Linked DNA regions of Homo sapiens: region 2 is linked to region 1. A link is a contact called in ENCODE Hi-C data. All regions are on one chromosome and are shown on one strand. The core of a region is the stretch at or near the end of the contact, and the rest is flanking DNA. Distances in the headings are between cores, read along the strand shown.

Region 1 (6,643 bases), core at 1,308-3,807:
CGGAAAGCAGCTTTTATAGATGGAGGAAAGTAATGGAGCTAAGAGGTTTTAAGCATTTGGTCTTCAGATGGTAAGGAACCCGAGGGGTTATCTGGTCAAAGGAAGGGGAAGGGAGTTGTGGTGAAGAACATGAACCCTGAAGCCTTGGATGCAAACACTAGCTGTGTGACCTCAGGCAAGGTACCTGACCTCTCTGTACAACTATAAGACGGGGAGGTTAATAGTACTGTTACTGTTATGAGGAATAAATGACATTATAGTATATAAAATGCTCTGCTCGGTGCCTGGCATTTAACGAGTGCCCAAATATTGATTCATAGTTTCCAAGTCTGTGTGTCGTTCCCAACTGAATGAATGATAGCTGTGCTAATCTCCTCAGACCTTGAGTCTTACAAATATCATTATTTTCTCAGTATGCTATAATGTGAACAATTTGGGAAGTAGCTATTATCTGGTAGTGTAGCGTTCCCACCGCAGGGCCTCAGGGAAGATGAGGCTCTGCTCTGTGCCACCTCCTTCTTCCCCCACCTGCTCCACTTTTTTTTTTGAGATGGAGTCTCGCTCTGTCGCCCAGGCTGGACTGCAGTGGCGTGATCTCAGCTCACTGCAAGCTCCACCTCCCAGGTTCATGCCATTCTCCTGCCTCAGTCTCCCGAGTAGCTGGGACTACAGGCGCCCGCCACCACACCCGGCTAATTTTTTGTATTTTTAGTAGAGACGGGGTTTCATCGTGTTAGCCAGGATGGTCTTGATCTCCTGACTTCGTGATCCACCCGCCTCGGCCTCCCAAAGTGCTGGGATTACAGGCGCCCGCCACCACACCCGGCTAATTTTTTGTATTTTTAGTAGAGATGGGGTTTCACCGTGTTAGCCAGGATGGTCTCGATCTCCCGACTTTGTGATCCACCCACTTTGGCCTCCCAAAGTGCTGGGATTACAGGCGCCTGCCACCAAGCCCGGCTAATTTTTTGTATTTTTAGTAGAGACGGGGTTTCACCGTGTTAGCCAGGATGGTCTTGATGCCCTGACCTCGTGAACCGCCCACCTTGACCTCCCAAAGTGCTGGGATTACAGGCGGAGGCAGGTGGATCACTTGAGGCCAGGAGTTTGAGACTAGCCTGGCCAACATGGTGAAACCCCAGCTCTAGGAAAAATACAAAAATTAGCCACGTATGGTGGCGCATGCCTTTAATCCCAGCTACTTCGGAGGCTGAGGCATGGGAATCACTTGAACTCTGGAGGCCGAGGTTGAAGTGAACCATGATTGCACCACTGCACTCCAGCCTGGTGTCTCAAAAAAAAAAAAAAAAAGAGAAAATTTAGGCTTTTATTTTTATCAGTTGTACATGCACACGGTATATAGCCGACAGGACTTGAACAAGAAACAATGCTTTCCTGCTGTCCTGTCCCAATGTCTCATTCCCCAAGAACAATTACTTTTCAACTCTAGCTGGTTCTTGAGTGTTTAACGCTGTATTACCAAGTAATATGTTTATGTTCTTTGTGATTGTTTTCAGTTTTAGGCTTTATCTATTTTATTTCCACCATCAGTGATGAGACTTGAGTTGTCTTTTACCTTCCCATCGTTGCCCATGCATGCACGTCCCCTGTCCTCCCGCTACAATTCTGTCCATTTTGTTTAGATCACCCTTTGACCTTTACCTTATTATGATTATGTAAGTTCTTTACATTGCTGTGCCATATAGTACCATGTTTTTGTTTTTCTTTTTTTTTGAGACAGGGTCTTGCTCTGTCACCCAGGCTGGAGTACAGTGGTGCAATCTTGGCTCACTGCACCTCGACCCCCTAGGCTCAAGTGATCCTCCCACCTCAGCCTCTCGACTAGCTGGGATTACAGGTGCATACCACCACGCCTGGCAAATTTTTGTATATTTTTGTAGAGAGGAGGTTTTGCCACATCGCTCACACTGGTCTTGAACTCCTGGACTCATGCAATCCACCCACCTTAGCCTCCCAAAGTGCTGGGATTACAGGCATGAGCCACTGCGTCTGGCCTTTTTTTTTCTTATACATCTTTTTATTTTCTTTGGAGTTAACAATTGAATACATACTTTAATTTTCCTAATTTTCAGTCTTTTATCATTAATTTAGTCCCAGATTCTCTGCCAGTTGTCTAAATCTCCTCTAACAGAAACGTTCAATATGTTTAAACACATTGGCATTCTATCAACTTCATCTTCTCAAGGAAGTATTTCCTGAATCCTTCTGATCTGCTTTAATCTAGATTTGTTATTCTCTAGGTCGGCTGTGCGGGTGTCATCTGAGAAGCTCCGTCATCCTGGGGATTCATTTTCTCCTGCTTGGATCCCATTCTTCTCCTGTCTTGGCATATTTCTTCGTTCTGGTGGCTGCATCCTCTAGTAGCTTTCTGAAAAAGGGAGGATTGAGTAGTTCATCTTTTGAGAACCTTGCATGTGTAAGAATGATTTTCTTCTGCTCTCTCACAGTTGATGGGATTTGGGCTGAGTAATGACTTCCGGGTTAGAAAAGGCACGCCCCAGAATGTGGCAGTCACTACTTTCATTGCCTTCTGGCTTCCATGTGACTGCTGATCGAGTCCCATTCGGATTCTTGACCTTTGACATAGAAACTGTTTCTTCTCCCTGGAAGTAGGACTTCCCTTTTTCCTCAGTCTTAAAAAATTTCACTGTGATGCACTTTTATCCTGTGTGCAGGGTAATCAGCCCCTGCAGTCACGGAACTCATGTCCTTCAGTTTGGGGAAATGATCTTGAATCGTAATGATAGTGATTTCCTCCCCTACGTTTTCTGCATTCCATCTTTCTTAAACTCTTGTTTGGATGTGGGACGTCTTGAACTGGTCCCCGGATTTCCCTTCACTTTTCTCTCCCGGTTTCCTTGAACTGGCCCGCTGACTTTCCTGGCTTTTCTCTCCCGGTTTCCTTAGTTTTGTCTGTTGGCTCTACTTCATGGGCACTTCGGTCTCTTCACCTTCCAACCTTTCCTTTGAGATTTTTGTTTTGTTGTGATATTTTCATTTTCAAGAGCTTTTTATTTTTATTTATTTATTTTTACTTTTGAGACAGAGTCTTACTCTGTCACCCAAGCTGGAGTGCAAGGGTGAGATCTCAGCTCACTGCAAGCTCCACCTCCTGGGTTCAAGCGATTCTCCTGCCTCAGCCTCCCTAGTAGCTGGGACTACAGGTACCCACCACCACGCCCGGCTAATTTTTGTATTTTTAGTAGAGATGTGGTTTCGCATGTTGGCCAGGCTAGTTTCAAACTCCTGACCTCAGGTGATCTGCCTGCCTCAGCTTCCCAAAGTGCTGGGATTATAGGCATGAGCCACCGTGCCCAACCTCATATTTTTATTTTTTAACTTTTTAGGTTCTGGGGTACATGTGCAGTTTTGTTATAGAGGTAAACTCATCTCATGGGGGTTGGTTGTACACATTACAACTAAGCCCAGCACCCAATAGTTATTTTTTCTGGTCCTCTCCCTCCTCTCACCCTCCCACCTTAGGTAGGCCCCAGGGTCCGTTGTTTCTTCTTTGTGTTCTCGAGTTCTCATCATTTAGCTCCCACTTGTAAGTGAGAACATGCAGTATTTGGTTTTCTGTTCCTGCCTTAGTTTGCTAAGGATAGTGGCCTCCAGCTCCATCCATGTTCCCACAAAAGACATGATCTTGTTCTTTTTATGGCTGCATAGTATTCCATGGTGTATATGTACCATATTTTCTTTTTTATTCTTTTCTTTTTCTCCACCTCCTGGGTTCAAGTGATTCTCCTGCCTCAGCCTCCCGAGTAGCTGGGACTATAGGTGCCTACCACCACACCTGGCTCATTTTTGTATTTTTAGTAGAGATGGGGTTTCACCATATTGGACAGGCTGGTCTGGAACTCCTGACCTTGTGATCCATCCGCCTCGGCCTCCCAAAGTGCTGGGATTACAGGTGTCAGCCACCGTGCCCAGCCCTCTTTTTTTTCTTTTTACCTTATTTATGTTGAAGGACTACACATTTTCTTCATCCAGTCTGTCATTGATGGGCATTTAGGTTGATTGCGTGTCTTTGCTATGGTGAATAGTGCTGCAGTGAACATTTGTGTGTATGTGTCTTTATGGTGGAATGATATTTCTTCCTCTGGGTATATACCCAGTAATGGGATTGCTGGGTCAAATGGTAGTTCTGTTTTTAGCTTTTTGAGGAATCGCCACATTGCTTTCCACAGTGATCGAACTAATTTATACTCCCTTCAAGAGCTTTTAAACATTTTCTCAATATCCTGTTTTTAGTTAATAGTTATCCTGTTCTTTCATGATTGCAATATCTGTTTATTATAAGAGAATGGTGGTTGCACAACTCTGAGTATTCTAAGACCTACTGAATTATACACTTTAAAAGGAGGAACTTTATAGTGTGTGAATTACATACCTTAGTAAAGTTGGTATTAAAAATGTTTTTTGGGCCGGGTGCGGTGGCTCACACCTGTAATCCCAGCACTTTGGGAGGCCGAGGTGGGCAGATCACAAGGTCAAGAGATCAAGACCATCCTGGCCAACATGGTGAAACCCCATCTCTACTAAAAACGCAAAAATTAGCTGGGCGTGGTGGCGCATGCTTGTAATCCCAGCTACTCGGGAGGCTGAGGAAGAATAGCTTGAACTCGGGAGGCGGAGGTTGCAGTAAGCCGAGATCCCACCACTGCACTCCAGTCTGGGCGACAGAGCAAGACTCCGTCTCAAAAAAAAAAAAAAAAAAAAATGATTTTGGCCAGGCGCAGTAGCTCACGCCTTTAATCCCAGCACTTTGGGAGGCCGAGGCAGGCAGATCACTTGAAGCCAGCAGTTCAGGACCAGCCTGGCCAACATGGTGAAACTCCATCTCAACCAAAAAGTGCAAAAAATTAGCCAGGTGTGGTGGTGCATGCCTGTGGTCCCAGCTACTCGGGAGGCTGAGGCAGGAGAATCACTTGAACCTGGGAGGCAGAGGTTGCAGTGAGCCTAGATCACGCAACTGCACTCCAGCTGGGGTGACAGAACTAAACTCTGTGTCAAATTTAAAAAAAAAAAAACAACTTTAGAAAAATATTTCTCTGAAGATATTAATCATCCTTTTGAAGTTCTATTTTCCCTGCATTGTCTGTCTTTTCTCCTAGTTGTCTTTTTTTTTTTTTTTTTTTTTTTTAAGACAGTCTGGCTCTGTCACCCAGGCTGGAGTGCGGTGGCGCCATCTCAGCTCACTGCAACCTCTGCCTCCTGGCTTCAAGCGATTCTTGTGCTGCAGCCTCCTGAGTAGCTGGGATTACATGCACGCGCCACCACACCCAGCTAATTTTTTTGTATTTTTAGTAGAGACGGGGTTTCACCATGTTGGGCAGGCTGGTCTCAAATTCCTGGCCTCAAGTGATCTGCTGGCCTCAGCCTCCCGAAGTGCTGGGATTGCAGACGTGAGCCACCGCATCTGGCCTCTCCTAGTTGCTTTTTCTGAGTTTTATGTTAAGGCTTTACTCAAATGTCCCGGTGGCCTGGGCTGTCCACTCATTAAGGAATGGGGGACTAAAAAGCTGGTTGCTCTTTGTGTCTGGCTTGTCAACTGGTGGACTCACAGCGAGATGAACTGGCTGGCCCTTTCGTTGGGAGATCCCCAGTGTTGGCGGCTATAGGTGCGTTCCCTGAGTTTACCAGGTTCCCCAGAGAATACTTTTCCAGTCATTTGCCTGAAGGGTATGAGGCTATGGGGCTAGCTGCCAGCATTCTGGGAAACCTGGGGGAAGATTGAGTCTTACACATTGAGCAAGTAAACATCAGTGTCCCTATTCTCAGTGTGGTATTCTCACTTTCAGTTGTGCCTGGTATTTTCTAGTCCACACGCCATACTGCTCTCGAGAGAATACACCCCCAGATTTCTGCCAAGATTGGGAAGGGGGATCTGGCTTTTTTTTTAATAGGAAAGTTTTAAACATAAGAAAGTAGAAATAAGAGTAGAATTAGCTAGTTTCAACAATTACCAGCTTAAGGCCAATTTAATTTGTTCTAAACCGCCCCCTGCTTTTTCCTTCCCCTATCCATATTATTTTGAAGTGAATCTTGACATCATATCATTTCATCCATAAATATTTCATTATGTATCTCTACAAAATAACACTTTAAAAAACACATGCAACACTGCTGTCGCCCTTTTCTCCTCAAAGCAAAACACAAAGTCCAGTTTCTCCTTAAGATCATTTAGAGCTGGGCATCGTAACTTGCCTATAATCTCAACTCTTTGGGAGGCCGAGGTGGGAAAATCTCTTGAAGGCAGAAGTTTGAGACCAGCCTAGGCAGCAAAGTGTGAGACCCCCTCTCTACAGAAAAATTAAAGGATCAGCCAGGTGTGAAACGCCTGTAGTCCCAGCTACTTGGGAGGCTGAGGCAGGAGCATCTCTTGAGCCCAGGAGTTTGAGGTTACAGTGAGCTGATCGCACTACTGCACTCCAACCTTGGTGACAGAGCAAGATTGTTTTCTCAAAAAAAAAAAAAAAATCCAGTCAGTTCTGCTTTTTGTTTTGTTTTGTGTTTGTTGTTGAGACAGACTCTCGCTCTAGCACCCAGGCTGGAGTGCAGTGTTATAATTTTGGCTCACTGCAACCTCCACCTCCTGGGTTCAAGTGATTCTCGTGCC
Region 2 (6,643 bases), core at 2,729-5,228, 2.5 Mb before region 1:
CCTATTGAAGGAAAAATGAGTAACTATCAATTAAACACATAATTACTAAAATATGTTCATGTTCTTCACGTTGGAAACCGCTAGAAGGGAATAGCATGGTTTGTCCCTAAATTTTCACTCTGCTTACCAGTTACTGTGTTGTGTGGTCTTGAGCAAGTTAATTTAATCTTTCTGAACTTAAACCTTCTCATTTTCGAAAATATTGAACACTGACCTTTGATGACTAATCGGGGAAAAAACCCTATGCTACCAGAGTGTACTAAGTTACTGTTATAGAAATGGTAGGCTACAAGATCGTTTTTAAGAGAATAACTGAATTATACCTTGGCATTATTTACCTAAATTATGTTGTTCATTCACTTACAAACTTAAACCCAGGTACCCTCAGTGTTTACACATGTTAGAGCTGCTCCAATATGAACACTTCCGAAAGGAGCTGGTGAATGCTCAGTGTGCGAAATTTATTGATGAACAGCAGATTCTACATTGGCAGCACTATTCCCGGAAGCGGATGCGCCTTCAGCAAGCCTTGGCAGAGCAGCAACAGCAAAATAACACATCGGGAAAATGAAAAACTGGATACAAACGAGGCACTTAATACATGTATATAATGTATTTCTTTTGTACAGTGAAGACAAAAAAAATGAAAACTCTTCCTATCTACCTTTATTATGGTAGCCCCTAGAACCTTTAGTGTGCTTTTTCATCCAACTTTTTATTGTTAATAGACTATTTCTGTTAAACCTGAATTGTTCTTTGATTTCCCTGTGGATTTGTAAGGTGTTTTTCTTTTTTACGCATTTAGCATAATCAGCTGATTAAGAATGGAAAAGTTAGGTGCTTTAGACCAAATAAGGCACTGGGGCATGGGGTAGGGGTGGGCCACCAAGTATACTGAATTCTAAGGCTAGCTGTTCCTGACATATAGTAGGGCAAGACCATCTCCTGGAACCTTACTGTCTCAGATCAACTACTCTACCACTCTACTCTAAGATGTAGTGAGAGTAGCGGAGTCACTGACCTCTTTAAATCATAGGACAGGAACTGCATAAAGGTTCTTGAATTCTGCAGGACAGGAAATAACTGTATTACCTGCTTTGCAAGGTGGCTTTAAGAATCACTGAATCACTGTGGCCTCACTTGACCTAGTCATGGCAGGACAACTAGTGGTTAGTTACTAACTGGACTCTTGACTTTAGAACAAACATGAGGAGCCTCAAATACTTGTGTTCATTTGGGAAAGCTACCATTGATTTGGGAGGTACCACAAACCAGGTGCTATGTTAAGTGCTTCCTTGAATTCTCATTTTATTCTAAGAACCTTGTTTATAGAAGAGAAAACTGAGGTTTGGACGGGGTGAGTAACTTGCCTGTGGTTACACAGCTAGTAAGTGGTAGAGTCAGTGTGACTGACTCCCAGCTTGGAGTTCTTCCCAGAACTGGGTTATAGAGTCTTTCCGGCCGCTCTCCGCCACCTGCCTCATCCCAAGTAAAGCACATTGAGACAGCTGCAAAACAAACTGCTTCTAGTGCTCAGGAGTCTGTTTTTTATTAAACAAAACAAAACTGCCTGAATTAAGCAGAGGCTAGATTAGAGGTCATGTGCTTTCCTTCAGTGGTGAGGTTAGGTTCTACATTCCAAAATCAAAGAAGGGGTTTCAGGAATATCATCAGTTGCTTTGCAGATGGAGATAACTTAAAATAAAAGATACTGATCTTTTGAGAGATTTGGAAGGTGTGCTCTGCACCTTTAGGAGTTTTTAGGTATTTCCGTCACCTTCAAGAATACGTTCCTTTGAGCCTTTACTGCTATTTCTGAAGACTTCTTTATATCTTAAAAATATCCATGTATTACAGGCAAACTAAAGGTTCATGGGCATTTTAATAGCACTCTATTGTTTAGACACATGCCAGTTTTTTTAACATCATTTATTGCTAACATGAATTCAAAGCAAGTATACAGTTTATTGATACTAGAACAAATCAGGACATCAAGACATGATTGCCATCCTAAAATCTTAATCTTCAGAGAACAACATTTCCACCAGGTTGGCCTGAAGACACTCAGATTCTACCAGTTTTTGAGGCTGTAAGAGAAAAACAGTCAAATCTTCACTACTTCTATAAAACGTTATTAGGAGTGGAATGAGTTCTGCCTTGAATGACACTCATCTTTGAACACAGAAATTACGCAATTCAGAAACTATCATCTAGTTATAACAAGTTTTATGAAAGAATCAATATATTTGCTGTAAGATGAATCACTAACATACTTGGCTCAAGAGACTTAAACCCCAAATACCAGGAAGCTCCACAGACTAAAACAGGAGACAGCAAGCCCAGTGCCCTCTTCTTCCCCTCAACTCTTTAATTTAGGATCCCAGGGGCATGACTGAACTAGAAGAGATGCCCTTACTTTTTAACCAGAATTATGAATTAAACAGAAAACAACTGTTGATGCAAATGTTTTAAGGAATTATGAGTCAACCTACTTTCTGGTTTTTTAAGAGTGACTTAACATGAAAAAGACCTAATAGCTAGATATTTACATTATCAGTTTATTGGGATTGGCCATAGGAATGGACTTTCAGCAGCACTCTGAACAACAATGGAATTGAGATGAAATGTCAAGATCTTTTCAAATCTGGATCCACAGCAAGTTAAAAGAGTTCTGACAGTGAATTACAGGCCCAGCATATTTAAAGATACTTACTGTTCCATACTTAAGTAGTGTAGGCACTGCTGTTACTTTCAAGTTTTTTCTGAAGTCATTATTTGGATCTTTCCAACTATTCGAAAAGAAAAAGTGATCATGAAAAAAATTTACTTGGTTTATTACAGTTTGCTTAATATTTGACATAGTCCTACATTTAATTTTTTAGTAATCACTGTTCTTGCAAACACTTAAAAAACCTTGCGGACTATGGCTTAATCTACTAATTACCCTGTGCAAAGTTTCAAAGTGTGACTAAGATATAAAAGTAAAGCCAGCTAAGTTCTGGGCTTACACCAGACCAAATTCGTTGAATTACCCTTACTTAATTCAGGTGGGCATTTTAAATTTGTATTTAATAGCTTCTAATTGTTTAACTTGTCAGACATTACCTTGTAAGACAAACTGGGTAAGTAAGTCCCTGAGGCCCTTCCCGCCTAAGTATGCAATTTGTGCACGTCTGCGAGGTAGATTATACATTGCCACTTACTAAGGCTTTTCTCCTACTTGGCAGTAGATGAACACACATCCTTCACTAATGTGCTTCAGCCCCTCTCGTACGACTGGTTCAGCTTTAAAAAAAGTTGAGATAAAATAATCGCACGTCAACTCTACAATCAGGCACGTATAAACTGTGTTCTTTCCCCCTTCCCCCAGTCTTGGTAAGCACTCAGACTTTAACCTGCAGCTAACTGAAGAGGTCAACACAAGTCAGGTGTTCCCTTCTGGTCTTAGAGCCACGTTAAGGGTAAGGACCAAATCCCAGTCCCGATTTGCCCCTGCACCACCGCGCCCGTAACAATGGAAAGCACATGTATTTGCTGACCAACTCACGTATCCTGTAAGACACTAATGGTACTGGGGGAGTGAGAAGTTTTAAGGAACTAGATTCCAAGATCATCCGGGTAAGGTGGTAAAAGGAAGAGCGCTCTTGGCAGGGCGGGGTAGGATTTAATAGAAGGAGACTTGGGGACAGCTCAGATTGCTCCGCGGATGTCTGGAACCAAGACTCTGCCTCCGCTAAGCCCCCCTTCTGGCCGTAGGCTCGACCTTCCTGCCATTTCCATTGGACAGCAGCCCCCGAATCCCGGCCTCACCCTGCACGCAGTCGGGGCACCAGCTTTTCCCCCCGGCGTCCTTAGAACCCGTAAAGTAGGCGAAAATGGTCTTGCCATTGTGCTGTTCCACGGCCCGGTGGAACTCCTCGAAGCCGGACACGCTCACCTCCTCATAGCGGGCCATTGGCACGACGTGCAGCCGCTACTGGAGGAGTGCACGTCCGGTCGCCGCGGTTGGGTCCCGCGTAGGCGGGGCGAGGCTGTTTCCGGGTGGGCAAGAGAGGGCGGAGCCTGCGGAAGCCAGCGCCGCTAAAGACTACGGGAGCCTCTGACGACCACAATCCATCCGCATGGCTTTTTGCTCTAGTTCCTCAGATCTTTCTGCGCTAGCTGCACTCCCAAGCCCAGGCTTAGATCTACCCTAATCTAGTCCCAGCCCCGACCTCATGGACACTGGCTGCAAAACTTACCGCCTTGCAACACCTGGATCCTTAAATAGTTCAGGGCCTCAAAGGCTCCCAAGCCGCCCTGCGCCTGTTGCTATGGCGACTGGGCAGGCGGCCGGAAGCGCGGCCTTGTTGGGGGCCCCCGTTGCCCGCCTCCCAGTAGCCGCGCCTCACCCTAGGCCAGGTGGGCTCGGGCCGGGGCTGGGGGGGATTCTGGGAAGCCGCATAGAGTCATGGACTTGGGGGAGAGGAGATCTGACTCGGAAAGCCTTTGTTGCTTTGTCCCCCCAGTTACCTTTTCTGCCGTCTAGGCTTTACGGGGGCCTGGGACTGGGGGCGGGTTCCCGAGACTGGGCGGGGGTGGGATGGGTGAGGGGCTCGGAGGGAGAAAGGCTGCAAGGCCGGAGCGGAGTGTGTGAGTGCGTGTGTGGAGCAGCTTAGGGAGCGAGGTGCTAAGACATCCCCCAGGGCCGCGGTAGGGAGGAAGGGAACTGCCCTGGAGCTATGAGCCGGGAGACTCGCCGTGGGGCCTTGCCCAGGCTGCGCCGGGGAGAGCAGGCGGCTAAGATGCCGGGTCGCTGCGTGGGGCCCAGCAGGTCGGGGCGGGGGGTTCGGCGGCCGTGGGGGAAGAGACGGGGCGCAGGGACGTCCCGAGGCCGTGGAGCAAGGCGCCGGGCGAAGCCCTCGGAGTGGGAGACGCGCTGTGTGAGTGCAGAAAGGCCACAGGGCCGTCAGCGGCCATGGGGGACGAGACAAGCGGCGGAGACAGCCGACGCCGCCGGGGCGAATGAGGCTTTGGGAGCTCCTGGGACCCCAGGCTCCATCGAGGCTGCAAGGGACCCTGGGGCTGTGTGGGTGAACGGGGCTGTGGGGGAGCCCGAGGTGGTGGGGCTTGCCGGGGCTGTGTGGGTGACCGGGTCTGGGGAGGAGGAGACCGAAGATAGAAGTCCCCGGGGCTGCGAGAGAAAAGGTCGCCCGGGATCTCTGGGCCATGAGAGCATTCTGCACCTGTGGCTGAAGGTGCAGGCTATGAGGGCCGCCTCGGGATGTGGGGAAGGAAGTAGAGTCGAGCTCCATCCCGTGCCTGCAGGAGAGGGACCTGTCGAAAGGGGTGTTCCTGGCCGAGCTTCCTGGGTAGAGACAAGCCGCGGCGGTCTTACAGGGCCCTGGGTGAAGGAACAGGCAAGGGGGATCCCTCGGGCCCCCTCAGGGCCCACAGCTCTGGGCTTAGGGGCAGCTTACGAGAGAGCCTTAGGCTTCTGTGGACAGGGACAGGCTGGGAGGGTGCCTCCTGCGAGTGTGCCTGGGGCTTTGGCGTCAAGTTCTGAAATGGCCCCGCACCTGTGGAGGGGAGAAGCTGTGGGGGTTCCTGAGACTGGGGAGGAGATAGGCTATGGGTTTGTCTCAGGCCCTTGTGAAAAAGAACAGACTATGGGCGAGCCTGGGACCGTGGGGTGGACTGGGGCTGTGGGAGCGCCCAGAGCCATGGAGGGAGAGCTCGGCTGTGGCGGTGCTGCAGGTCTGTGGGGGAGAGGACAGTCCCCGCAGATTCCTGGGGCTCTGACACATGAAGCAGTCTGTGGGGCCACCCCTGGCGTATGGGGGAGGGGACAGGCTGTGGGGGTGTCCGATGCTGTGGAGGAGGAGCCTACTTCTGTGGGTGCCGCAGGTGTGTGTTACAGGAGACAGGCTGTGGAGGAGACAGACTCTGTGGGTATGCCCGGCCCGTGGGGCACAGGATACTCTGTTGGGGTGCCCTGTGCTGCTGAAGAGGAAACTAGATGTGGAGGTGACCCAGGGTTCAGGGAAAGGGGACAGCCTGTGTGGGTGGAGACAGGCTCTGGGGGTGATCCAGGGTCACGGGGAGCTGCGCAGACTGCAGAGTCATCATGTCCTGGGGAGCAGGCAGCAGGTTCTGGGGGTGCCCCAGGCCTGTGGGGGATACAACAGGCTACAGGGGTACCCAGGGCCTTGGGGAAGGACACGGGCTGTGTGAGTGTCCCAGGGCTGTGGGGAGCGGGACAGATGGTAAGGGTGCCCCAGGCTGTGGTGGTACCTGGAGCCCTGGGAGAAGAGCTGAGCCACAGCGGGGGCCTGGGCCTGTGGGACGGACAGCAAGCTCTTGGGGGGCCCCCAGCCGAGGCAGTGCCTGGGCTTGGAGAGGAGACCTGTAGTGGGAATGTTCTGAGCCCGTGGGAAAGGAGGCAGGCTGTGGGGGAGCCAGAGAGTCTGGGGCCTCCAGCTTTAGGGGTCCCTGGGTCAGTGGATCAGGAGGCTGGCTGTGGAGATGTTGCATGTCAGTGTGGGAGGAGGCAGGCTGTGGGGGTGTCTGAGACGGTGGGCATACCCAGGGCAGCAGATGTGCCCCGGCAGGGGTGTGCCGCAGCAGGGGTCCTCATGGCAATGGGTGTGCCCGGCTCTGGAAA

The links. Hi-C counts contacts between places; a loop is a spot of excess contacts on that map.
Region 2: a map with no recorded cell type shows a loop between it and region 1 (38-fold over the local background). The contact joins the promoter of TXNDC17 here to the enhancer-like site in region 1. A Hi-C loop is called at or near these places in 1 of 37 single-sample maps with no recorded cell type.

The regions. Positions count from the first base shown.
Region 1 is chr17:4,126,870-4,133,512 of GRCh38, reverse strand. The region is part of intron 1 of ZZEF1 (zinc finger ZZ-type and EF-hand domain containing 1); the gene reads left to right. Among named protein-coding and RNA genes, the nearest start is that of ZZEF1, 13 kb to the left of the region's middle. RefSeq lists an enhancer at 6,396-6,445. Within about 2 kb of position 2,557, at least 6 of the 41 ENCODE cell types and tissues checked have a DNase peak (open chromatin) inside an H3K27ac peak, as active enhancers do.
Region 2 is chr17:6,638,395-6,645,037 of GRCh38, reverse strand. It overlaps TXNDC17 (thioredoxin domain containing 17), which reads right to left and starts at 3,978. Exons shown (of 4, transcript NM_032731.4): 1 at 3,811-3,978; 2 at 3,204-3,285; 3 at 2,714-2,789; 4 at 497-2,087. The coding sequence starts at 3,955. The coding sequence ends at 2,019. It overlaps KIAA0753, which reads left to right and starts at 4,327. Exons shown (of 19, transcript NM_014804.3): 1 at 4,327-4,401. It overlaps LOC122526780, which reads left to right and starts at 4,722. Exons shown (of 1, transcript NM_001396008.1): 1 at 4,722-6,643. The coding sequence starts at 4,722. MED31 (mediator complex subunit 31) reads left to right here. Exons shown (of 4, transcript NM_016060.3): 4 at 379-1,727. The coding sequence ends at 571. RefSeq lists enhancers at 3,259-3,318, 3,519-3,788, 3,919-4,800, 5,699-5,768.